Linked DNA regions of Mus musculus: all the other regions are linked to region 5. The links are chromatin loops, found by intact Hi-C in ENCODE. Cell type or tissue: heart. All regions are shown on one strand.

Region 1 (5,000 bases), 130 kb after region 5:
ATGAAGAAGAAGAAGAAGAAGAAGAAGAAGAAGAAGAAGAAGAAGAAGATATCCAAGTTCTCTATCACTAACTCTCAGTGGGACCTTAGAAGAGTCAATCTTTTCCCGTTTCAGTCCCTCAATCCCAAGGTAGGGAATAGCAGTTTTTGCCAGGTAGAAAGAAAGCACTTTGGGGTACCCCAGGAGCTCTAACGCATGCGGGGTGCTTGGCTGTGAGACTCTCTCCAAGCCCTTAGATTCACAAGGCTGCTGAGCTGCTGGTTTGCGTCCTCTTCTCTGATGAAGATCTAGGCATGGAGAGCCAGGGCTCACTTAGGGTTAGATGTCCTCTCTATAACATGCCTAAGGGAAATGTATTGTGGCTGAATCCAGTGTTACTCAGTGACTCAGAGCTGACACATTCCCATCCATGTGGCCTCCAGCCCTAGTGAAATAACAGCTGCCCCATCCCATTCTCTTCAAAGCCAGATTCTATTCCAAGCGCCCCACACCTCCCACCTCAGTAGATCCTGACAATGACTGTGAGAAGAGGCAACCATTGACATTCAGTACAGAAATGGAGTCTTGAAGTCTTTATAAGACCCCCACCCATCTACACAACTATTAACTAGCAGCTGTTATTTAAGCTCGAGGCCATCAGTGTTCAGAACCCTTTATGTTCCTCTGCCTAGGTACAACCTCTAGTAGACTCACCTGAAGGGGGTGAAAGAACCGGAGATCTTCCTACAGGCAGTGCCTTTGCCCCCACACACCCCACATTTGTCCAGCTTCTTAGGTGAGTTCACCACATGGTCACAGCCAGCCTTAACACATTGCCCCCGGACGCAGATGGACAGAGTATCCGGTCCACACAGAGTGCCATCGATCACCTGGGAAAGGAAAGGTAAGAGGGGGCAGGCAGCACACAGAAGCCATCTGCAGGTGGAGAAGGCAACACGTGTCTGTCCTCGAATCCCTGTCACAGTTGGGGGGGGGGATTCTTACCTTAGCTTCAAACACTTTGAACTCACTCCTCCCACGGGCTCTGCAAAACAGCTTGCATCGGTCTCGGGGGGACACTCCTGAATACTTGGGGACCCACTGCAGGAAATTCCCATCCAGGTCAGTGTGGTTGTAGGCATTATATTTCTCACACTGCTGCTCCCGGAAGCTTTTTCCTGAGAAGAGTAAGGGACGGCTCAGAGTAACTTACCTGCTGAAGTACTATGGTAGAGAAAGATCCCAATCCAGGCCTCCTTTCTCTCTAGGCTTCGGACTCAACCCAGGGACCCAGGCACAAGCCCACTGTTTCTAGACATACCTGGGTGGGGGAAGTGTGTGTGTGTGTGTGTGTGTGTGTGTGTGTGTGTGTGTGTGTGACCTTTTCTCAAAGGACCAAGAAAAGGAGCCATGCGGCCTCACATTGGGATTTCTGGTACAAATATCCTTTCCATCTGAGTGCCTGATACCGAGCTCTACTTTCAGGACTCTGTTGTTTATACTTTATGCTGATTTCCCTAGTAACAACGGACATGTGGCAAAGGCTTACTGGCACTTCTAGCCCCGGTCTTGCCTCTACAGCTCACTTTATTGATTCTGACTATCTATGGGAGAGCTCCATCTGCAGGTACTATAATTACTCCCTACAAGAATTATTTTATTCTTTCGATAATTGGTTTGGTTTGGTATTCATTATAATGAGACTGGCACCCCAGCATCCTGGACATTCAAGCATCTCTCTGTGCTATTTCTAATCTACCATGTTGACATCTTCTGCTAAATTCAGGAAAATTTATCATTTTGGATGATTGCGTATAACTCTCGTAAGCCCAAGCCCAGGCCTCATGCCATGCCTTAGGGACCCAGCACTGAGCTTCCTGTGAGCTTCTCCAGTGCTCATACATGAAGACATATGTGTACAGCTTTCAGACCAATCTTCCCTTCAGATGTGTTTTCCCTGTACCAATCTTGAGTGAAGCCTGCTCCTCCCACCATGCATCTCTACCCTTGCTATACATCTGAATGGCTCATGGAGACTTTTAAACCCAGATGTACAGTGTTAAGCTTGTGAGTGCATACTGCCAAAGGGGTCCTGGCTGTACCCGGAAAAGCATCAGGGTGACCCGATGGGACAGTTGTCATGGACAATCCACACATGCTGTTTCAGTCTTTAAGGACCTTTCTGGTCTGGCTTTGACATGCTGCAACTTCTATTTGGCTCCTCCTGAGCAATTGATGGGGTTTATCATACCTACCTCATCCTGGCACATAACTTCCTGTCTCACCAGCATATCATCATCTGGACCTTCCTTGGCCTTCCCTCTCTGAGCTTCCTTCCCTGATTCCCCATACACTCAGGGTTGCTGCTTTACACAGGAAGCCACGATTACTTTGCAAAAGAGTTCATCATTAGTCATACTGCAGAGTCCTTGAGGACAGAGACCATGCGTGTGCATTTATACCTTCTGTGTCGACTATAGTTACAGACACAGAGGCACTGACTTGATAGAAATGGCTGACCTCAGTGCATGTAAAGTTATGTCACCTATCATTCATACCTACCTTGAAAACTCTCATTAGTACCCGAGAACAATTTCTAGAGTGTCTACTGCTGATCCTCCCTGTCTAACAAAACGGCAGAGCCTACAGACTTCCCTATTAGATCCTCAGCCCAACACCAGGGCATCTATCTTGGCAGCTGGGAGAATTTCTCCTAAAGCTTCCATAGCCTTTTCATGCTGCCAGCGCTTCCTGGAGCTGCCCAAACTGGCACTTGGATGGGGTGGAGGCCAAAAAAAAAAAAAAAAAAAGAAAATTCTGATTCCCTTTTCTAAATTGGCTATTGCTCCCCCTTCTCCACTTTGAATTCATGTGTGTGCTTTCTAGCATGACCTAGGGGGGTAGGAATGAGCAAGGGGAGGCAGAGGTGGTGCTCCTTCTGGGGAAGGCTCTGTCAGGCAGTTGCTATGGCTCCAAGGGAAGACGGGCAGCTCTTCTCAGAAGGAATGTACCCAGGAATCAATCACATCCAGAAACCCTCCCTCCTGCCTGGGCTGAATGCTGGCTGGAGAGACCTTGGAGGTTTGGCTCTGACACTTGCTTTGGAAAAGGCTGCCATCAGCATAGAGAAGGTTTCAGATGCCTCTTAGAGGGTTATTACCCTCCTCACAATCCCTCTTCAAAGGTCCCTCTCAGATTTGCTCGGGGGTGACATGCTTTGTCTCTCAACAGCTCAGAAGACCAGGACAAGAGGAATCTCTTCCTTTGATATCACCGTCCTCTCCCTAAAGTAAGAACAGTCTTGGGTGCCTGAGGACTGTTCCCAAGCTTGACATCTTGCAGAGCCCATGTAAATCTGGATGAGGGCTCTCCCCCTCTTGGGTCCCTTGTACCTATCCTGGCAGGTAATTACCGTTTGGTGGACATTCCTCTGTGTTGCATGATTGGTACTTGACTCTTTCACCCAGGCAAAATCTTCCTCCATTCTGAGGCATTGGATTATCACATTCACGGTTCGAGAATTGTATCCCTCCACCACAGGTGCGAGAACATTGTCCCCAGGGTCTCCAGGGACCCCAGTCTCCATCTACCACAGCCTGTAACACACAATGCCACCAAATCAGGACCAAAGGGAAGCAGGTTTCAGTCCTCTATGCCACCTGGCTGCTTGGGCCTGACTTCCTCATCTGAATGTATGGAGTCCTGCAAATTATTTCGATTGCTTGCTTAATGATGGCGTGCCTCGCTTGGATGTGACTTCATGAGCACAGAGGTAGCTTTGTTTGTTGTGAGTGCACAGAATATATAAAGAGTACCTTACCCTACCCAAGTGCCCAACACAATAGCTGCTGAATGAGTATGGGAGAGTCTTTTATGGGTAAGTTTGCATCTGGTGCAGTAGGTTTCCATTGGTGCCCATGGTGTCCACAATGGGAGGAGTCTGGAGTCACTGTAGCTGCCTCACCCGGGGAAGACATATGCCCCTAGCAGTGGGTCAAGACAATGATTCTTCGAAATAACCAACAGTGCATAATCCTCACAAAGCCTTTCCGTTGACAGCTCCAGCAAGGGTTCTAAATGACTTTTCCCCCTATTATTAAAGAACATTTTGCTCATATAAAAATAAAAACCGAAGACTGTAAAAATAAATATGGGAAGAAAGGAAAAGAAAGAAAGCAAGCTTTAAAAATGTGCCACTGCACAGAAAGAAACCACTCCCATAATTGTCATAGAATCCTCCCATTCTGCTCCAAATATCATGTCCTACAGCAGTGATGCATTCATTTGACAGAGGCATGATGCTGCAGACAAAGGGTAGTTTCTAGTCCTGCCCTTTTCACCTTAAGGATAGACGGATCCTATGACTGTTTTCTGTCACCCTCAGAGTTCTGCCTCTGAGATAGGTGGCTGGAACCTTCTTCTCTTTCAACACCATGAGAAGAATGAATGGGGAGACCAGGAGATGGCTGAGCTGGAATCCATGACACTGTACCAGCCCAGGCTCTGGGTGAGAATGTGTGGCTTCCACAGCCCAGGGAGGCTCCCAAATCAGCACCGAGAGCATGCCACCGAGGACAGCCCTTGGAACGTGCTCGGGCCACCGTGGCGATTCAGCACTGGGCAGGACCCAGGCTGTGAAACTCATCGGATGGTATTTCATCACGAAAGCCCCATGACTTGCAGAAGGAGAAATGTGATCAGCCTTGCTGTTTGGATGCATTAAGAGCAGGGAGAAGAAGTGAACCACTTAAAACCCTCACTGGCATTGCCTTGGGGTTTCTGCAAGTTTCCTCAGTACTGGGCCAAGGTTTCTCTTTCTGGACACAGGCCACTCGGATCCCTTCTCCCCTCCTCTTGGAGTAGACATTCTTACCATTACACTTACTCTCTGATTTCTACTAAGGAACTCAGCTCAAACATGGCAGGCTGTGGATACTCAGCCCTTATGCAATGTTGCTACTTCATGTCTCTCTCTATTTATAGTGGGTTCCTCTGGGCTCTCACTTACTGAGTGCCCACCT
Region 2 (5,000 bases), 660 kb after region 5:
CAAGGGAGCACACACCACTGGCGAGATCTTTGTCTAAACATGAGGGCCGTAGGGGGCAGGGTTTTTCTGGTTCCTCCAGCAAAGCTGTAAGAGAGGTGTCATCTCCTTGCTCCACCTCCTTGTCTGCTGTGTCAATCTGGATCTCTGGGCAATTAAGCACGGAGACCAGCATGCCTGTCTCTGTGTCTGTCCCTGGGGCCTCCTCGGCCTCTGCTCCTTCCATACATTCAGATCCCTCGCCATCCTTAGGCTCCAGAGCCCCGGAGTCGTCTAGGGCACACAGAGCATCTTGAATCCTGTCAGAAAGGAAGTTGCCTGGGGTCATTAGCAGGATGGTTTCTTTGCTCAGTTCAGACAGTGGTGACTCCAGTTCTGAGTCTTCACATAAGAACAAGGGGCCTCGGATATCTGGCTGTAGAAAATGGGATGAGCTATTTCCTACTTTTTTTTCTTCGAGCATCCCAGGCAAATCTCCCTCTACAGCTTCATGGCCTTCTTCAATCTCTGGGGAAGGGGCTGGCTCACTGGAGGTCAAGTGTACTGGGGCTGTTGCTGGAGAAGATGCTTTTCCTACTGGCAGACTCTCTACTTCAACAATCAATGGCAGAGATGTGGGCACCGAGGGCTGCTCTAGGACACTGGATGAGCAGGGGGGTTTAGTTCCCTGTGCTGCATCATGTCTGTACTTGGAAAAGATACTCACAAGAATAAGGTGGATCCAGTCAGGATCTGATAGCTTGCTGATCAGTGGTAAGATGACATTGCAAGTAATAACTTCAACCACAACGTGGCGTCCAGTCCTCGTCTCCAGGTGGGGCTTGGGCACTAACTCTTTTAGTATCAAGTTCACAATGCCACGTGCATAAGTGACCTCCGTGGTGGGACAGCTCATGGCAGGATGGGGAGCTGTAACCTGGCAGTAAGCATCCCACAGCTGGGAGGGCTGAACTGGACAGCTCTGCTCCTTTGCAGTAGCCTCCTTTGCCTGAATATAGCTCTGCAGGTGACAACCACAGAGAGTCAGAACCCTCTGGGTAAGAGCATGGCTGTCCACTATGCTCATCCGCCTTCGAAGCTCCTGAACCAACCCTTTCATGGCTGCCTCCATCTCTGCCTCGAAGGCCGGCTCATGGCTCACAGAACGATACCAGGATAACACGAAGTCTCGGATAATCATCTGGATAGTGCGGTTAATCTCCTGTTCCAGCTGCCTTTCTGCCTCGGGACATGGAGGACAGGTGGTGATGGTAATGAATCGTTCCAGGTGCAATTGACCTGAAGCCCCTAGGATGGCAGTGGAGCCCAGCCATCCTCCCAGCGCTACCAGCGATGCACATAGAAGGATCAGAAGCCACATGTTGACCAGAAGGTGGATGACCAGTAGCCAGCCCACCAAGACCCCCACGATCATTAGCTTCCGGCTACTCCATAGATTGCTGTGGACATAACTGGACTCGGAGATAGTCCCCTGGGTAGGGGACACTGTTTGTGCCTTCATGGTTGAAAGGACAGGTATGTTTCCACAGATGACAGCCTCCGATTTTATTTTGGTGTCAGGAGTGGGAGCATGAACTGTCACCGAAGAGAACAAGTCCAGCTGCTACTGAGTGAACTCTGGACCTTCGATACTACTGGCACTGCAGAGCGACAGAAAAAGCTCTGCTTCTCCCGCTCGCTTCTGTCGACAGGGCCCATCAACTAGCCTGTTCCAGCCGAGATGAGGAAAACTTTGCCGGCCTCCATCATGGCCCAGGCGGAGAGTCTCTTCGCAGCCCCGCGCGGCCCACGGACACTTACGAACTCCGAAGCAGCAGCCGGCAGATCGGGTCACACGTCGCTGGGGGACCCGTGCTCAGACTGCGCCCCTGGGAACGAACTCTTGGGGGGGTGGGGATCCTTCCGACCGCCGCGGCCAGCAGCCACAACAAGCTCCGGCCGCCCAGGCCACTACACTCCGCAACTCCAAAGTGGACAGAGCAGCGGGCCGGCTAGCAGCCGGCGACAGCTTCCGGGTCGCGGCCTGCGGGAGCGGGGTACGCTGGGAGAGCGGCCTGGTGGATCGGAGCCACGGACGCCCCCTGGTGGTGAGGAGCGGTGGTGACGGTGGGCGTACACACCGCTCTGCTAAGCTGAGAACCCAGAGCCCGTGCTCACCTGGGCCAAAACGGATACTCGCCCAGGCTCTTTAAAGTGCTGTTTGTAAATATCTCTAGAGGTTTAGGGAAACTTTCCGTAATGAGCTTTGTTTTAATTCCCTTGGAGACGTACTGTTGGGAGCTAGATTGATGAGGGATTTTAAAAATTCTCCTTGCTTCTTCCAGAACGCCCCACCTCTACCCCCACTCCACCCCCCCCCCCGACCCCCCTCCCAACTCTACTCAATTCACAGTCCACCTCTTTTGTTTTCCGGAGTAGTCAAAGGTAAGTATTAAGATGTGGGGCAGGTTTCTAGAGAGTATTTCCTATGTTTAGTCACTGGCTTGAAGAGTGGGTCCTTGTAGCCCTTGAAGCTAATTGGGGGAATGAGTTTATTTGACGTAAATCAGCTTTCAGTAAAGCGAGTCCCTATAAGATATAGTGAATTGCAAAATCTTAAGTACGTTCTGGAATGATTTTAGTGAATCGCAATGGTTAAAGGGAACCCATTAAGAAGATAGCCTTCGTGCTGAATCTTGAAGACTTTTCTGCCTGTCGGCTTCCTTTTCTTCCCATGTGCATAGGCATGCAAGGCAGAGGAAGAGACGTCTTGTTTTTAGTTTACCCTCTAACACATTTGCCCCTGTCTGTGTTCTGCTTTGAACACATCTGCCAGTTGTCAACTCAAAAAGAGTGACCTACAAAGAAAGTCAGTATCTGAAAGTGGCACTGGCTATGTGTAGAAGCATTGATGTCTTCTTTGTGTGAAGCCTCCACCTTGGTCCTTCTGGACTCTGCAGTGTGGCTCTCCTTTCCATTTGGACACAGATGAATGCCATCGCTCTTTACCAGTCTGTCCTCTGCTGTAGCCTTGAAGGATTTAGGCAAATTCACCAAATAAAACAAAACAACCCAACAACAACAACAACAAAACAAAGCAACAAAAAGCAAAAACTAAAACAAAACAACCCCCAACCCGCAAAAAAAAAAAAAAAAAACCAAGCAAAATAAAACAACCCTGTACCAGAGAGATCTTACAGCTTCCTTTTCTGTCTCCACTGCTGGTGTCAAGGTAATAACTTTATTTGAATACAAAGGAAACCATCATCTACAATTGGATGTGGTTGACAACTAACAGCCTCAAAGGCCAACAATATAGTTTAGGATCAAAGTGTTTCTAGGCAGGCAAGGTGATCTCTGGAGTTACAAAGCACTAATTCATGTTGCCAGGGTGAACATCCTTTCACTGTATCCTCCTCCCAACTGAAAGGAATGTGAGACCTGCAGACTGCCTGTCTTGTCCTCCCAAACTATCCTGTTGTTCCGGGAACAGTTACCTGACAGTAATGCTCTAGAGAAGTAAATATCCCTGCTGCCCACGCAAGAGTCACAGCAGAGACTTAAATGGCGGAGAACTAATGGTACCACTTAGGACTTCGCTTCTGCAGCTCAGAGAAAAACCTCCCATGCATCATGAGACCGAAAGTGCAGGGTAGCAACGAACTGACCTTGTCAGTGGGCGTTGTGCCACCTGAGCAGATGGTCTGAAGCTCTGAGGTAGCCAAGAGTGTCTTCCTGATTCTGCAGCACAGTTGATGGACATGCCAATGCACTTGTCATCTGGATGGCTATGAGCTTCTGCCTGGGGATTTAGGACAGATCTTAGGATCCAAACAGATTAATCATTGGGAGGAGGTGAGAGCCCTGCCTGATAGAGAATGGTGTGGGCCTGTGGTGGGGGAGGCTGACCGGTCACTCACCTCTCAAGAGATGCCGCTTGCCTTCCGACCTGCTATTTCTCAGTCCATTAAAGGCGTGCTAGGGCTAAGAAGACAAAAGCCACCAATTCACCCAAAGGTATTCTCAGGCTCATCAAAGGACAGCCACACAAAAAGAGCAGTGCATTTAAGCATGACGTCATGTTTAACATGAGGTAACCTGATGCTGCGATAGAAGACGGAGCAATAAAACAAACACAAAGAATGGGTAGTGACCGAGGGACTGGGGTGGTTCATGCCTGCTCACTCTTACATTTGCAAACAGAAAAGAAGTGAGTGTGTTTTAGGGACATATAGACTAGAAAAAGTAGGAGCTGAGGGAGGGATGGTCTTTCAGGTACTATGAGAACAAAAGGAAAAGGCCAGGTTGGAACAAGTCCATACCAGCCCTCAGATTCTCTTGAAAAATAGAAGATGAGGCAGGCTTGGTGTTGTGGGCTGTATTACAAGAGACTTGGGTGCCCTGGGCCTGGACTACAGTGTGAGCTCAAGGGCAGCCTGAACCACTTACTCAAATTTTATTTGTTCAAAAAAATAAAGAAAGAAATTACACAAGTCCAGGACTGTTACTCAGCCGTTAAATGCTGTTGAGCTTCTTCAAGCCCTTGAATTCAATCACTGGTGCTGGAAACAAAAACAGGAACCAAAACAAAGCCACGAGGCCAGGGAGAGAACTCTGACGATGCTGAAGGTGAGCCGAGACAGGGCATGGGGTAGAGTTGTTGCTGGAAAACAGGAAGTAATGGAATTCACACAAAAGACAGAGGCTTAGAGGAGCTAGCCAAGGTCAGCAGCATGAGTCTCTCATGGCATTAATGTATGTTGTTCAGTTGTTCTCTCCTCAGATGCTTTGCTCCTCAGCGTAGAAGAGAAGCAAACAGGATTGGAGCATGTAGCAATGTTTAGAATAGAGAGAAATGGCAAAGAGTCAGGCCCGTAACACCCCGAGAAGTGAGGTGCTAAAACTTAAAACTATGCTGTCTAGGTACACGGGCAATGAATGAGAGCCAGGAGAGGGACAGTCGGCTGTGAGAACGTACTCAAGTGTAATAAGAGTAGTATATGTGCAAACCAGAAAAAGGCTCA
Region 3 (5,000 bases), 140 kb after region 5:
TGACAAGCAGAAGGTGAGCTGTCTTTTTGCCTGGCCACTCTACAAAGGGAACGCCCGTGCCCTTCACACCCAAGACAGATTCAGGCACAGGCTGAATCTAGCTAGGATAGGGACCTGATCAAGGACATTCTCACTGCCCAAAGGGTTGACTGGGCTGCTGCAGTGCTGGGATCCTCTGCCTGAGAAACTATGATCTCTGGACAGGTCAGTTTCCTCTAGCTGAGCTAATGTTTATGGTTCTGTCTATTCTAGAAAATGGGACCCTTATCCTTTCTGCTTCTGGTAAGATCTTTGCCCTATCTTGAGGGAGGGATTGGGAGCACTTCTTGCTGAGTCAGCACCAACTGCATGTAGTAAAGAATGCTCAGCTACTAGCAATAATGTCTTGAACTCAATTTTTCTGCCTAGGTCAGTTGGAAGCTGATTCTGGGCTGAGGGTGGCCACCGGGTGGACCAACCTCAGCCCTGGTTCCTTTGAATACAGTAAATGACAAAGTTCACCCTTCAGCCCTGCTCCCTCCCCTTTCTCACTGAAACTTCAGTTTTCTGGGCTGAGCCCCCAGGCAGAAATTCTGTTCTCCTTCCTTCTTGAGCTGGATGTTGGCACTGCCAAGTTCTGCCGGGGTTGAGCGCCAGGTTGGCAAGGTAGCCCATGCCCCTTGATCAGAACCAGCTGGGCATACAGAAGTTGGACAGTCTCTTTCCAGGTCCGGTTCCCTCTAACGACTTTTACTTACAGGAACCTCAGTTCTGTACCCAAAGACAGTCCCAGCTACCTTGTCCCAGCCCAGCTTCCTCTCCTAGGAAGTCTCAGAGAGTCTCAGATAGTAGAGAATTGCGGGAAGCAGGACCAGGAAGGACAGGGCTCTTTAGCAGTTTTTAATCTCCCTTTGGGAGAAGCAGGTGCCTGGGAACTGTGGAAGACTCAGGATGCTGGGAAGAGACAGAGCCAGCGCCTCTACTGTAAATTGGAAGGGATTTAGGGATTGGGAAGTAGGAAGCCGGGAAGGCAGAAGCTAATGGAGTTACTGCTGTTTCTCAGAAAGAAGAAAGTCCCCTTTGGGGTTGGGCTTGGGAGCGCGAGGGATCCCCCCCCCCCCGTGGGAAGGGAAGAATTGAAAACCATCGAGAGGCAATAGACTGTTAGTCAGGGTCTGCGGAAGGTCCTACCTGCAGGTCGGTCCCATAGAAGGCAGCCATGGACGCATCAGCCACCAGAAGTGTTTCCACGAAGCGAGCCTCGGACACAAACCTCTTGCTTCTAGTTTTGGATCCGAAGGGTGGTGGCACTTTGCGGGAGTCTTCTGTCTCTTTGAGCAACCCCTCCTTGTCCTGCTTCCTGTCCTCTTCGTTGTCACTTCTCTCCTGTCCCTGCCCATTACCCATCTCCACCTCCCACTCCAGTCCTTGAGGGAGGGGGAAAACTTCGGCGGCAGCGAGCCCGGGGTCTTCGCGGCGCTGTCCCGGCCCCCAGCGCTGCAGGCGATGAGGCTGGTCCAGGGAGTCCCCAGCGCCCTGTGGCTGGATGGTGAACTCCTCGCCTGCCAGCAAGAACGAGCCGCTCAGCCCGCGACACAGGCTCATCGCCGCCAGCGACTCCCGTTCTCCATTCACTGTGCCAGAGAAGAAGCAGCCACGCAGTCCCGGCTCGCCCCCGGCCGCCGCGCTCGAGCCCCCGAGGCGCTCGATCTTGAATTCCGGCGCCAGGAAGCTGGCGTCAGGCGCCAGGCGCAGCACGAAGCCCTGGCCGAAGGCGGACAGGTGGAAGGCGAGCTCGCTCGCGCTGCCGGGCAACCGCGTGGGCACCACTAGCTCCGAGGCCTGCGCCCCGGTTCCCGGCCCCGCCGGGGCGCCGCAGACGAGTGGCGGCGGCGGCAGCTGCAATAGCAGCAGCAGGAGGGGCGGCCACCCGGTGGTGGTGGGGTCGCGGAGCATGGGGGCAGAGTGCTGCGGAGCGCGGGAGAGGGAAGAAGATCGCCGCGCGCGGGCAGGTGCTGGTGGCCCGAGGCGGCCGGGCCGCTCTGTCCAGGAAAAATGATCAATCGGATGGGGAGGCCGACTCGGCTAGCGGCAGCAGGCGCGGCGGTCCCCTGGCGGCCCCTCTGGATCGCGCAGCCCGCTCCTCCTGCGCCAGCCAACCTAGCAGAACTCGAGCAGCTGGCGCCCCGGGCCGCGAGCGCGCGTCCTCCGCGGCGTCCCGTGCAGTCGCCTCCTTCCTCGGGAAACACCGAGTGGGCTGCCGAGCCCTTCGTATTTATACTTCCTTCCCGGCTTTGACATAAGAGGTTTATTTTTGATCGCTCACTATTCCCGTTTCCCCTCCCCTGGGGTCAGAGACAGAAACAGAAAAGGAGAGGAGGGGAAAAAAAAGGGATGAAATGTAAAACCAATCAGGAGTCAGTGAGCCCCTCCCGATAGTTAAGTAGTTAAGTGTCAACTACAGCTTTTTTTTTTTTTTTCCTTTTTACGTGACTACGTGAAGACCCATGCCAATTCCTGTAATGCTGGACAGTCCCCCTGAAGGCGAGTCCTAGATGGGAGAGACACTGGCTTCTTCTTGTGCAAGAGCCAGGTGCTGGGGACAGACACACCCTGCTCTGGCCTCAGAGACAGTATGCAGATTTTTGTACAAACCTGGCAGTGTTAAAAGAGGTTTGTGGGAAGGTTCCAAAGCCTTTAATGGTCAAATACAAAGTGAGAGGTAGGAAAGTCATACTGGAATCACGCTGTCCATTAGGAGCACTTCAGAACTTTAAAAATGCCACCTGGTCAAGGTTGTTTTGTTGCTTGCTTCTGAGCATAGTGGGGGTAGTGAGAGGCTACTACCAGGAAAGTAAAATGGATTCAATACCACTACATTTCTCGTTTCCTATGGGAGGAAGTACTTCACCAGTCTGTCTTCTGATGCACAGCTCTGCCAGTTGCCTTGCTGACACGGGGAAAGGTGGCCAGGTCCCTTATACTGTATTGCCCACAGCTCCAAATACATCTAAATATGTGGGGAGATAATTCACTCTGCCACCTTCCTACAGAAGAGAGTGGGATCCAGCAAGAGTGATGACCGTCTTAAGACCACAAACCACAATCTTTGTATCCACTCTAGTATTACCGGTGCAGGTCTAGATTGGATTCAGAATCAACGTTCTCTCAGTACCAGAACAAGTCCTAGCCCCTCGCCCTGTGTCTTTTCTGAGACAATCATGGAGGATACAGCATTTGGCAGCTCACCTACCCCCAACTACGCAGCTCTTTGCTTATGTGAGGGTGCCTACAGTTGAGTCATTCTTACTTCGTTTGGCCGATCCAATCCATTTCTGTAGCTGTGAAGGATTGGCCTATGCAAAAGACTCCTTGGGACTTGTTACCTACAAAGAGGAGTCTCTTAAATTAACTTGTGTCACTACAGAACCTAAGGAAAGGCCCCAGCACCGCAAGCTCTCTCCACTTTTATAGGACTGCAAAGGAGTGGTTGAATCTCCTTCCTTTGCTGTATAGAGAATTGGAAGTTTGGGTAAAACACTCCTAGAGGCAGGGGAATGGAAAGCATCTCTGTTTTCTACCAAAAATGAACAAGATGCTCATCCCTCAACAGTTTAATATCCCTGGGACAGTGTGACCTGTACGGTTAAATGAGCAATCCCTTTTGCCTCAGGGCTGTGGTGACATTTCAATTACTGGTCTTAGCCATTAAGTTCCTTGTTCAGTATTTTCCAGTGTATCCTTTTCCTTTTTCTTTTTTCCTGGTTGTTGTTCTTTTCTTTCTTGAAACAGGGACTCACTGCATAGCCCAGGCTGGCCTCAAACAGGTATGTGCTGTGACCTCATGCCTGGCTTTCAACTTCTGGTTTTCCATAGTAGTTAGGTCCTTCACGTGTGCGAGTGCCTTCTTTCTTCTTTGTGACTACTATTTTATTGGAGTGCCCAGCTTCTTCTTTCTCTTTAGATGTTAGAGGCTATAACCAGGCTCGGGGAAACTAAGTGTTGCTTGTGTTTTCATTTGGGAAATCTCTGGAAATTGCAGCTGCTACTGTTGTAAAACAGAAAGAACTACTTTGAAGGCAGACACTGAACTGGGCTTCATCTTTGCCCAATTTCATCAACAACTACAACTACAACCACACAAAAATTGCTGTCTGGCAAACGATCTTGGGAGCCAGCCTGGCTGCTAGGTAGAGACCTGCTGGATTCCTCCTGATGCCCCTGTGGTAACTTCCAGGGAAATGCCTGCCATTCGCAATGCAACCACAAGGTGTCATCCGTACCTTAGTTATGCTTAATCCAAGCCTTGCAGGGATGGCGGATGACTTGCAGAGAGGACTCTGAGAAGCTTGGTTGGTGAAGTCCATACAGCAAAACAAACACTATCCCAGCCCACCATGGAAAATCTCAAATGGGCCGATTTTGGAGTTCCTACATTAACGTCTTGAGCTTCAAAGAATATAAAGGCTTGACAAACTGCGGTGCATGGACTAAGACTGCTTCTGTATATTCCATGTGCTAAAGAAAAATGTTTTACATATTTTAAGTGGTAAATGTAAAAAAAAAATAAACGATTACTATTTCACGATCTTGAAAATGCCATGAAATTCAAACTCCAGTGTTCGTAATAGAGTTTACTGGCAAGAGACATTCACAGACCCTTTGGCTGCATTTGAGCTATACAGGATAGGGCCGAACGAGCTTAGAATATTCACCATCTGGATTTTTCTATAGAAACGTTGTTGGCTGAATGTAAAACAGTGTTAGTTTAAATTTCTTAAATTTGGAGTGGCATGAGATGCCACATACAGGATTCTCAGCAAGTAAGATGCTCAAAATAAGTTTTTTTTTTTTTTTTTTTTTGCTATGAATATGAATGTGGAATTATTTGAAAAGTTAAGATATATTTGTTTGGTCTATAAGTCTATATTTAACATCTATTAATTATTTAATTAGTGTTTAAATAATTAATTGCTTTTGTATTGGTTTGTACTATAGGCTTATTGTACATTTTAAGTTGT
Region 4 (5,000 bases), 350 kb after region 5:
GGGCTCATACTCAGGGAGTGGGTGCAACTCTCAGCCTTTGTCAAAGAAGCCTCTTTTGGCAGTGGGCAATGGTCAAATGGGAATCCATAACTGGATGAATCCTGAAGAATATTTGGCTACTGGGTGGCTTCAAGTGGCTCATCTATGTTACCCTTTCTATGGAATATCAAGGAGAAGGGGCAGAGATCTATGGGTACCAAAGGACGAGGAAGAGTGTAGTTGGGTACTCTAGTCTGGATATAGCATGGCTGATACAATTATGAACGCACAGCAGCTGTGATTAACCATACCAAGTCTGAAGACAGAGAGACAGAAGCAGGGCCTACATGACAGAAGAAAAGACTTGGCTTGAATGGGACAAGAGAGGGACGCGAGGTAAATGTAATAACAATGCATCATATGCAGGCGTGATACTATACAGCATCAAAAAATCAAGTCTATGATGGGAAATTTTGCCTCTTGTAGTATATGGTACTGTAGATGCTGGCTGTCACATGTGCAACATGGATTTGGTTTCTAAGTGAACAGAAGTTACTTTCCTAGGAAAAGGGTTCTGAGGAGGATGGAGGCTGAAGCTTGAGGGAGCCTCTCAGAATACAAAGAAGAGACAGTATTGGGCTGGCTGCTGAGCACAACTACTGTCTTTCTGCTTTTCACAGTATTTCTTAGGCTCTTTATGCACTCTGTCTCTCCTCTCTGACCTTGCCTGTGTTTGTTTGCCCATGTGTGTGGTGTCTGCCTCTAGGTCATCAGTAAAGGCTAACTTAATGACTAAATGATCTTGTCTCAGAGTCCCTGGTAAATCTAGAAGACCAAGCCTAAGAAAATAAACAGGTCCTGTGTGAATCAGGCAGACTTTTACACTTCATTACTTTTAAAATTGAGATAGGATATTACTATATACCCCAGGCTAGCCTGGAACTTAATATGTATTTGAAATTAGCCTTGAACTTGTGACAGTCCTCCTGCCTATGTCTCCTGAGTATTGGGATTACAGATATTAACTCTAAAATCAATTTAGGATTTACCTTCCAAGGCAAGGTCACTTACTGATCTTTCAGGCCGTCAGCACTATTGTATATTAGGTGAGACCACTTCTCCTTCTGTGGTCTCCTTCATGGTCTAGAGCTAGCCTGGCTCCATCTTATAGGATAGAAGGACAGTTTCATCTCATCCAGCACTTAGTAGCAGCCTTATTTTGACCTTGTGGCAGGGAAATGCCATGCATTCAGTACTGATTTTGTAAGCTATGTAGTCAAAAGAGTTAACCAAAGTAGGGTATGAAAGCTTTATGGGAATGTTGTTAGTTTCCCAAAGCACACATCTGCATATCTGGCACCACATTGAGTTAGGTACTATAAAATTTATTCTTTTGTAGATGAAGAAGTTGGGGGGGTCTAGAAAAGTCAAATACTTTGCCCAGTTAGTCTTCAGCAAAAGACGGCAGTAGATTTCAAACTCTGGCAGTCCAACTCCAGAATTTCACTATACACACCCCACCTCTTGTTTTTCAATTTTAAGTCATAAATTCATGAAGTGAGTGTATTGTGCCATCTCTTCCCAAACTGTAGAGTAAGACCTGGGGCACGTGCAGGGAGTGGCTTATTATCATCAAAGAAGGGGCTGAGTTGTGGTTCCGTTCTGATGTTTGATGGAGAATGGAGAGTTTACTTTGGTAAGTTAAGATGCTTAGGTTGGCCCACTGACAGGGGCAGCACAAAGAAAAGTCAGGCTCAGGATTGGGATTCCTGTGTCTCTGCTCTTGGCTTATCACAGTCGTCATCATCAGCGCCTTGGCTATCATTAGCGCCTTGAATTTTTGTGTTGGTCAGTGCCTGCATTTCTGTTTTGTTTCCATTCTGTTGCTGGATACAGAAGACATCAGGTGAGAAGGGATTCTTCCTAGGGGCTGAACTACAGGGAGTTTCTCGGTGTCTACTTCATCTCCTTGTTAATTAAAGGTGAGAAAGTGCCTGGGGACTTGGGGTAGTTGATAAAAGCAGGCCTACTTTCCAGGGTTAGCCCTATGCCCCACAGTTAGGTTCCCAGGCTTTTGTTTATGAGCTATAAATTCCTCAATGAGGTTTGTCTTTTCATTTTATTGGGGAGCTTTCCTCATAAAGCCCCTCTAGAGGCCATCAACCCCACTCCCAACTCTTGGGAATTGTCTTATATGTACATGCCTTGTGATCTCTTTCCCTTCCGTTAGCCTCTTCTCTCCCCTGTTAAGAGCTCCAACCCAGTCTGTCTTCCCATTTCTATTCACCCTACTCGAATGGGGAATTCCAAGCAGCTGTGTTTTCTGAGGGCTATCACTCTGCAGAAACGGATTCCTGCTCTGGGTGCTGTTTTATCTGTAAGACTAGAAAACTAAACGATATATAGTGCTTAGATATCATTTTCTTGAACTACTTCTCAGTGCTGGAATTTACAGTGTTTAATGCCAGGCTGTCATCTAGTGGCTGTTTAAATGGCCCCAGAGCCATGAAACATACCCAGTCCACTTCTCAGACCATTCTGCTGGAGGATTTTTAGTAATACAGGACTGGAGTATCTACCCATTAACCTCATTCCTGTTTTGCTTCATGTGACAAGTCTCTGAGAATTTGAAGGCATCTTTCATGACTTTTGCCTAATTATCCATTCCAAGGCAGTAACAATTTTCTTTACTGAAGCCACAGGCCTTGTTTTTTCAAAGATTCTATGCAAGCTAGTTTTATGTCAACTTGACATGAGCTAGAGTCATCTGAAAGGAGAGAATCTCTACTGAGGAATTGAGACATCCATAAGATCCAGCTGTAAGGCATTTTCTTAATTAATGATTGATAGGGAGCCGGGGGAGCAGCCCATTGTGGGTGGTGCCATTCCAGCTCTGGAGGTCCTGGGTTCTATGAGAAAGTAGGCTGAGTAGGTCATGATGAGCAAGCCAGTAAGTAGCATCCTCCATGGCTTCTGCATCAGCTCCTGCCTCAGGTTCCTGTTCTGCTTGAGTTCCTGCTCTGACTTTCTTCAGTGATGGCCTATGATGTGGAAATACAAGCCAAATAAATCCTTTCCTCTCCTCCTTGCTTTTGGTCATTTTGTTTTATCATAGCAACAGTAATCATAGCTAGGGAAGATTCTTTATGTATCAATACTTCTCTTGAATGATAATACCTGAGAATGGTGAAACCCGAGAAGCAAGAATTATTACAGATGTGATCAGCCATAGGGAGGAAGAGATCTCTTTGCTGTTCTGTGTTCCATTAATACACCCAAAGAATATGTTGGGGGTTGATTGTTGTTTGATGGTTGAGTATTTTTAGCTGTAATGATAACACAGTACTAGGAAACTACTCATAGGAGAAAGCCATGCATATATTCCCGAGGCCCCTTCCTTAAATATATGAGGAGAACTTGATTTCATCCCAGATGCCTCCAGGTATTCTCATGACCAGAGATTTAGGAGTCTTGGCCACAAACTCAGAACAGAAGGGTGGCATCTCTGAAGGAGGTTGTTTTCTGACAGAGTGAGGATAGGTGAGAGGGAGAGGGGGAAGACCGACCCTCTATTCTTGATGGTCCCTGTCTCCTTGACTTCCTCTCTATGGTCTCTTCACGGCCTCTTCCTGCCATTGCAGGGGACATATGAAAGAAGACCTGCATGAGGGCTTGCCATCATGGGGAGAGAACATAGGAGGGGTGCCTGTGGGTTCTTCTCTAGATGTTGATCTTAAGTAAATACGCTAAAAGGGCTTGCTAGGCCAGTTGCAAAGGCTTGCCCAGCTTCCCGTGATAGAGACTTAGGTCACATTAAGAAATACATTTGGCCGGAGAGGATTCCTGTTTATCAGGCTCTTTAGGAACTTTGCAAGCACTGTGCCTGGCAAATGTTTCTAAGATCTATTTATTGATAATCTGGCCCAGATCATCAAGCATATTGGCTGGCATCTATTGAAAATGATGCCAACATGAGCTATCATCAACCAAAATCCGGACCATTTTCCTAAAATAGAGTTAACCGTTCTTACTTTGCATCTGGAAGACCTAAAATGTTCGGGGTCATATGAATCACCAGCAAGGAACTATATAGAAACTGGATCTGTTATTCTTGTTCCTGACAGTGAAGCACAGAGTAACTTCCTAAAGAACCCCACAGAGCGTTAGCAAAGGCCTTGGGAAAGGAACTAGGAACCCCACCTCGGCCCATGCTATGTTAGGCAGCAGACCTACTTTTCTGTGCCAGGAACAGCATCCTGACAACACCCTTTCTTCCAGATCCCAGATGCCCTGCAGAGCCAGGCAGGTCAGAAAGGCAGATGTCAGCTAAGCGGGGCCTGTTTAAGGCATAGCCTGGGAAGTATGTGTCAGAAGCAGGTGAAAGATGTCAAGTTTCACACAAACTAGACACTAGATGAAAGTCTGGGGCAGAGAAGCCTGGGCTTTATTTACTTCTGTGTTCAAACCACTCTGTGTTATGCAGAAAGAAAAGTGCCAGAAGTTCTCTGAGAGAGCCTGAGTGTGGGTGTGGGTGGGAATGATGGTACCACCACGGGGTCCCACTTCTACCAGTGATGTAGACTTTGAAACTTACAAAGGCGGTATAGCAAAGTGAATATACTTAATATTACTGGAATTGCACATTTGAAAATAATTAAAATGATACATTTTATGTCTAGTGTATTTTTTCATAATAAACAAACCTGCAAATAAGCAAACCTACTAGACACAAAGATAGTGCTATGAGGAATGACTAGGACATTGCCTGCCACACCTCTGATAGAGATTGATACTCATCTCCAGGAAGTAGGTTAGATCTCACAAGAATGGGCTACTCAGAGTGTGATCATGTTATCAGTTTGTTTTAAAACAAGTTGAATTTTCTCTCTTGGAACAGATAAGGTCTCAAGTGTTTGTCTACATAATCTTCTTTTATCCTGTTTCTAGATTTTGCTATTCCTGCTCGACACTTAGGATTTAGTCAAAAGTCTGTTTTTCAGACTTCGAACTCATTTGTGCTT
Region 5 (5,000 bases):
CCTCAGGGTGGCTGAAAGGTGTGAACCAGCATGTGGGAGTTATTTTTCCAGGCATGAGTTCCCCCTGAGCTTTCTAAGCTCGGAGGTTCATTTCCAGGCTGGGCCTTGCTCTAGGCTAGTCATGCAAGTGCCTGCCTTTGGTTTTGCCAGCCTGGGAAGAATAGGGGTCCATCTACCAAGCAGGTGACTTCAGAGCCATCTCAATTTTTTAGATTAAGGATGGTGGATGGGGGGTAGCAATGAACAGATATCTTAGGCCAAGCTACTTGAAGTGGGGTGACAATCTGCAAGGGATTCTGGGAAGCTACTGAATGCTACTGGGAATGATGAGACTGAACCCCATAGTAAGAGCAGGCTATTTCTCTCCTGGTTTTAGATCTTAATGCATAAAGGATGGTGTGGGCTGGAGAGATGGCTCAGCGGTTAAGAGCACTGACTGCTCTTCCAGGGGTCCTGAGTTCAATTCCCAGCAACCACATGGTGGCTCACAACCATCTGTAATGGGATCTAACGCCCTCTTCTCGTGTGTCTGAAGACAGCTACAGTGTACTCATATAAAATAAATAAATTAATTAATTAATTAATAATTAATTAAAAAAAAAGATGGTGCAAGCTTGCCTTCCATGGAGAGACACGCATGACTCTGGCAGGTGCAGAGGTGACAGGTGCTTGCAAACCCCTGCCAGCAAGTCCTAGTGACAGCTGTGGCCCAGCTCTGCTCTGAGACAACTCTTTTGAGCTCATGACACAGAGACCGTGGAAAGCGGGACACAGGAAGCAAGCAGCCCTGCCGCTCACAGAATGACTGTCCAATGCCGCACGGAGCAGATGTGTATGTCACACTAATGGCCGCCAGATTTGTAGACCCGCAGGGAGAATATTTAATGGAGACTCCCAACTCCAGGTTTCAGTGAGGTCATCCTGTCCCCCACCTCTCCATCCCAGTTCTGTCATCCTCTGCCTGCAGCTGTATGCCACGCCCTTTCCATTCACCTCCCTTCATTTCCTAAAAAGCCCGTGTTTCCAGGCGTAGGTGGATAGGCTCCGTTGTTGTCGGTCTGTTCCGTTGTCTCAGCATCTTCCAGCAGGAGGGCCCTGCTTTCCTGGGGCATGGGCTCAACTTTCCCTTCCTCTTAGCTCATATGCTTCCCCCACACGTCGTCTTCGCCTTCGAGGTTATCGTAGCTTCTTCCACCACACCCGTGATCCATAACAGCTTATCTGTGCGCCAGCTTTCTGCCACTCCATATGGTCTTGCTTAACTCAACAGGGGAATTCTTCAAGTCCCGCCTAGCCTGAACTCCAAGAACATGGTGTGCAGGGGTAGAGGCAATGAGAGGAGTTCCTCCAGGGAAGGGCGGAGGCTCCCTCAAACAGGAGCACATCCAGAGGCCAGCCCTTAAAGGAGAGCACACCTTAGCCCTCCCTAATGAGGGTCATAGCCTAGACAGTCTACAGGACAACACAGGGTCATAGACTCAGGAACAAAGGAAATCTGTTTGAAAGATTTAACCGTGGCAAAACAAGACGAAACACCGAGTTATTCATATAAGCCACGGCAGGAGGAAAGACTTTTTGTTCAATAACTCAGCATGGTGCCCTCTCTGATTGGGACAGAGGGCACTTGATGCAGGATGCCATGTTGACTTGAAGTTAGAGGACAACTTAAGCTGTCAAACTCAGTGAGTGGCAACTGGACATTATAGACCAAGCCAACACTGGCTGTGTGCAGGGACTTTTATACAACCCTTCAGCTTCTCAGTGTAAGGTGTTTTCTGAGGGAACCTTTAGACAGTGACGAATACGGGCCTCCACTTCAGCAGGAAAGAACCTTAGCCTGGAAGGTCTCCCAGGCCCCCTGGGAAGACTTCGAATGACTTCAAGTTGTGAGAGGAGGACTCACTGCACTTTCACTGTTTGTCCCCCTGCCCCTGTCCCTCTGGGTCCACTGCTGGGTATTAGAGATGAACAGACCTGAGCTCATCTGCTGAACAGCGTGAGTGGCAGGGACAATCAGTGGCATGCAGCAAACACCTTGTAGATATCTCCTGCTTCATTCTGCAACGTGTCCAGGAAGCAGGTCAGCCATTCCTGCTGCACAGGAGCATCAGGCCCAGAGATGCCCTGCAAATGCCCTGCTTGCGATGTCTCAGCAAGGGGAGTGTGTGCTACAGCTGTCCGGGCAACAGTGGAGTTCTGACCTTCTCTGGAGGCCTGACCGTGTCCACCTGGGGATCTAAATTGCCAGAACTCTTTTGCCAGGTAATAAACTCGCTGGCGAAGGCACATGTGGAAAAGGCTAAAAGAAACGTTCGCTAGCTGGACTGCATTGCCTCTGTTTCCAGATCTTTCCCGTTCTGTTCCTTTGGCTACCTCCAGTAGCTCCTGGGCATTTCCCTTCCACAGGGGCCAAACCATCTGCTTCCTCTTACTCCTCTGCCTGGGGCAATGTGGATGGAGACATGTTTCCTTGAGGTCTTGGCCATGGGCAGCAGATCATCATGTTCCATCCTGAAGTCCAGGACTGGCTCTTACTCCTCACCAGCGTCCCCTGAGCCCTAAACTTCTGTGGAAAATTGGCTTCAGACGATGCTTCTGCAGAGGGATCAGGGTCCACGACTCGCAGGTACCTCTGCCTTGAGCCAGGCTGTGAAAAAGATGGTTAGAAAGTCTGCTGGGGGCAGGAGATGGGTGCCACTGCACCTAGGGCAATCCCCTTTGTCGGATTTCTCGATTCCAAAGGTCAACATGCCAATTACCCGAGAAACAAGAATTTTCATGGAACTGGGTTAATGGAACCAAACAACTCCATTTTGTTATTAAGGGATTTTGAAAAAAAAAACAACCCAAGTGACATTTGGATAGTTTGGACAAGTTCATTAGGTGCTTAAACAGAAAACGTTTAATTGGATTTTAAATGTTTTGTAAAGACTACAGAAAGTTCACTTTAGTTCCGACCTTGCAGTTCATTCCAGGTAGAACACAAGGGGGCGCTCACACACTGTACTTAAGCGCGGTCAGTGCGGCGCAATGAGATAGAAGCATGGTTCAGAAGGAAGCCTCCGCCCAAGCAATCATAGCATCCACGGAAGTTGACCACCTATGTTCCCACAAAGGGCGACATTGTACTTGTTGTGTGTCATTGGGAAGGTGGCCTTCCATGACCGGCTGCATCAGCGTTCCTATGCTGTAGGTTCAGCCCTTAAGGGAATTGGGGCGCAGGCAGTGCAGCAGGAAACCGGGCAGACTCCTTTTAAGGCCCAGTGACTCCTGAGCCTCCAACACTGCTCATGTGGAAGGAGATTCCCTGCTGTGACAGAGGCAGGTAAGGGTTGGAGTTGCAGGCTCGGGCTGGGTGCAGTGATAGAGATCTTTAATTTCAGCACTTGGCATGCAAAGGAAGGTGGAAGGTGGATCTCTGTGTGTTTGGATCCAGCCACACAGTGAGGCTCTGTCTTAGAACAAACAACAAAGAAAGATACAAGCTTCCTTGGCTGATGCCTTGGTTGGCGTTAGTCTGGGAGGCCAGGAAAGTGGGTGCATGGTCACAGCTATGGGGGACTTAAGCATTTTTAAAATTTCTTTCTTTCTGTTTGGTTGTTTTAATTCATCTTAGAGCAGGCCTCTAAGGGGCATCAGCTAAACACAGCATTAACGATGTACAATTAAGACTAGGCACAAACCCTCCTCATATTAAGGCTGGACAACTGAATAGGAGGAAAAGGGCCCTAAGAAGTTGGCAAAGGGATCAGAGACACCCCCCCCCTTCCGCCCCCCATCCCGTTGTTAGGATTCCCATAGGAACACCACGCGACAAGTATAACATACAGAGGACCAAGTGCAGACCCACGCAGGCTCAGTGATTGGCCGCTTCAGTCTGTGAGCTCCCAGGAGCTGATTCTGGGAGTTGAGTTCTCCTGGTATCCTTGACCTCTCTGGCTCCTACAGTCCTTTTTGCCCCCTTCTTCAAGGTTCCCTCAGCTCCTTGAGAACTTCCGATTTGGCTGTGGGTCTCTGTATCTGCTTCCATCAAGCACGGTTTGAGCTGGGCAGTGGTGGCGCAAGCCTTTTTTAATCCCAGCACTTGGGAGGTGGAGGCAGAGGCAGGCGGATTTCTGAGTTCGAGGCCAGCCTGGCCTGCGGAGTGAGTTCCAGGACAGCCAGGGCTATACAGAGAAACCCTGTCTCGAAAACAAAACAAAACAAAACAAAACAAAATACATTTTGATTCAGTTGGAATGACAACTTTCAGGAGTCCACTCTCTCCTTTCACACTGGGGTCATTCTCCATGGGAAATGCCTTTACCTGCTGAGCCAGTCAATGGGACCTTCCTTTTCCTGTGGCCGCCTGGAAGTGTCTCTCAGTTCAGGGTGGGCACTGCTTGGATTCCATTCTATTCAACATATCTGGAAACCTTCGCTCCCTAAAGCGTTTCTTCTCAAAGGTTAAATAAATCTGACACATTTAGGCTTGCTTTTCCAGTCTCTCTGCTCATTTACTAGGGAAGCTGAAGATATGGCACGCCCAGCATAAGCAAAGCATCTCTTGACACCATTCCCAGTGCTGGAGTCTTCAAAGAACATCCGAGAGCTGGAGGAGTCGGCCTGCTCTGTGAAGAGATTCCAACTGGTGTGTGTCCTTGCTGAGGGTTCTAATTGCCGAGGAGGAGGAGGAAGTATGCTGAGGGTCACAACAAAGACAGGGTCTGGGGGTGTTGCCCAGATTGCTCTCAGAACTCTTGGGCTTAAGTAACTCTCCTGTTGCAGCCTCCAACTCACTGGGATTTGTGGCATGCATCATGTTAGTTGGCTTTTTGTTGACTTCTGTGATTGTGGCCCAAGTTCTAAATGCTTTATATTCCCCTCTCATTTAGTAAACTCCAAAGACACTTGCTGATTTCTTATCAGGGACCAAGCTTACTTTCCCCAAGCACTGGAATATAGCTCCAGTGTGCTGGCTCTCCCTCCACCAGAACCCTCACGCCCAGTCTTTCCGTGCC

What was found. Hi-C counts contacts between places; a loop is a spot of excess contacts. Peaks named below come from ENCODE experiments on the same cell type or tissue, not always from the same donor. Only the 100,000 strongest peaks of a DNase experiment are listed, where the experiment ranks them.
Region 1: a loop joins it to region 5, with 5 times the contacts of the local background. A loop is called at or near these places in 40 of 42 quality-filtered maps.
Region 2: a loop joins it to region 5, with 3 times the contacts of the local background. A loop is called at or near these places in 4 of 42 quality-filtered maps.
Region 3: a loop joins it to region 5, with 8 times the contacts of the local background. A loop is called at or near these places in 40 of 42 quality-filtered maps.
Region 4: it touches region 5 in a loop (3-fold over the local background); 2 of 42 quality-filtered maps call a loop at or near these places.

The regions. Positions count from the first base shown.
Region 1 is chr9:30,955,071-30,960,070 of GRCm38, reverse strand. Adamts8 (a disintegrin-like and metallopeptidase (reprolysin type) with thrombospondin type 1 motif, 8) reads right to left here. Exons shown (of 9, transcript NM_013906.3): 6 at 3,392-3,575; 7 at 985-1,157; 8 at 694-869. Among named protein-coding and RNA genes, the nearest start is that of Adamts8, 15 kb to the right of the region's middle. In heart, no CTCF peak of the experiment used is centred here; no DNase peak of the experiment used is centred here; H3K27me3 peaks cover 1,291 bases.
Region 2 is chr9:30,424,066-30,429,065 of GRCm38, reverse strand. It overlaps Snx19 (sorting nexin 19), which reads right to left and starts at 1,737. Exons shown (of 11, transcript NM_028874.2): 1 at 1-1,737. The coding sequence starts at 1,498. Gm30933 (predicted gene, 30933) reads left to right here and starts at 2,088. Exons shown (of 3, transcript NR_169179.1): 1 at 2,088-2,199. In heart, no CTCF peak of the experiment used is centred here; a DNase peak (open chromatin) is centred at 2,015; H3K4me3 peaks cover 1,559 bases; H3K27ac peaks cover 1,057 bases; H3K27me3 peaks cover 657 bases.
Region 3 is chr9:30,939,772-30,944,771 of GRCm38, reverse strand. It overlaps Adamts8 (a disintegrin-like and metallopeptidase (reprolysin type) with thrombospondin type 1 motif, 8), which reads right to left and starts at 2,210. Exons shown (of 9, transcript NM_013906.3): 1 at 1,171-2,210. The coding sequence starts at 1,935. In heart, CTCF peaks have their summits at 2,087 and 4,244 (motif pointing right); DNase peaks (open chromatin) are centred at 1,531, 1,831 and 4,251; H3K4me3 peaks cover 1,945 bases; H3K27ac peaks cover 721 bases; H3K27me3 peaks cover 3,690 bases.
Region 4 is chr9:30,732,313-30,737,312 of GRCm38, reverse strand. All of the region lies in intron 1 of Gm31013 (a long non-coding RNA gene), which reads left to right. Among named protein-coding and RNA genes, the nearest start is that of Gm31013, 47 kb to the left of the region's middle. In heart, a CTCF peak has its summit at 2,467 (motif pointing left); no DNase peak of the experiment used is centred here.
Region 5 is chr9:31,080,526-31,085,525 of GRCm38, reverse strand. It overlaps Gm17508 (a long non-coding RNA gene), which reads left to right and starts at 2,945. Exons shown (of 2, transcript XR_870609.3): 1 at 2,945-3,325; 2 at 4,504-4,886. In heart, a CTCF peak has its summit at 2,976 (motif pointing right); a DNase peak (open chromatin) is centred at 3,095; H3K27me3 peaks cover 2,475 bases.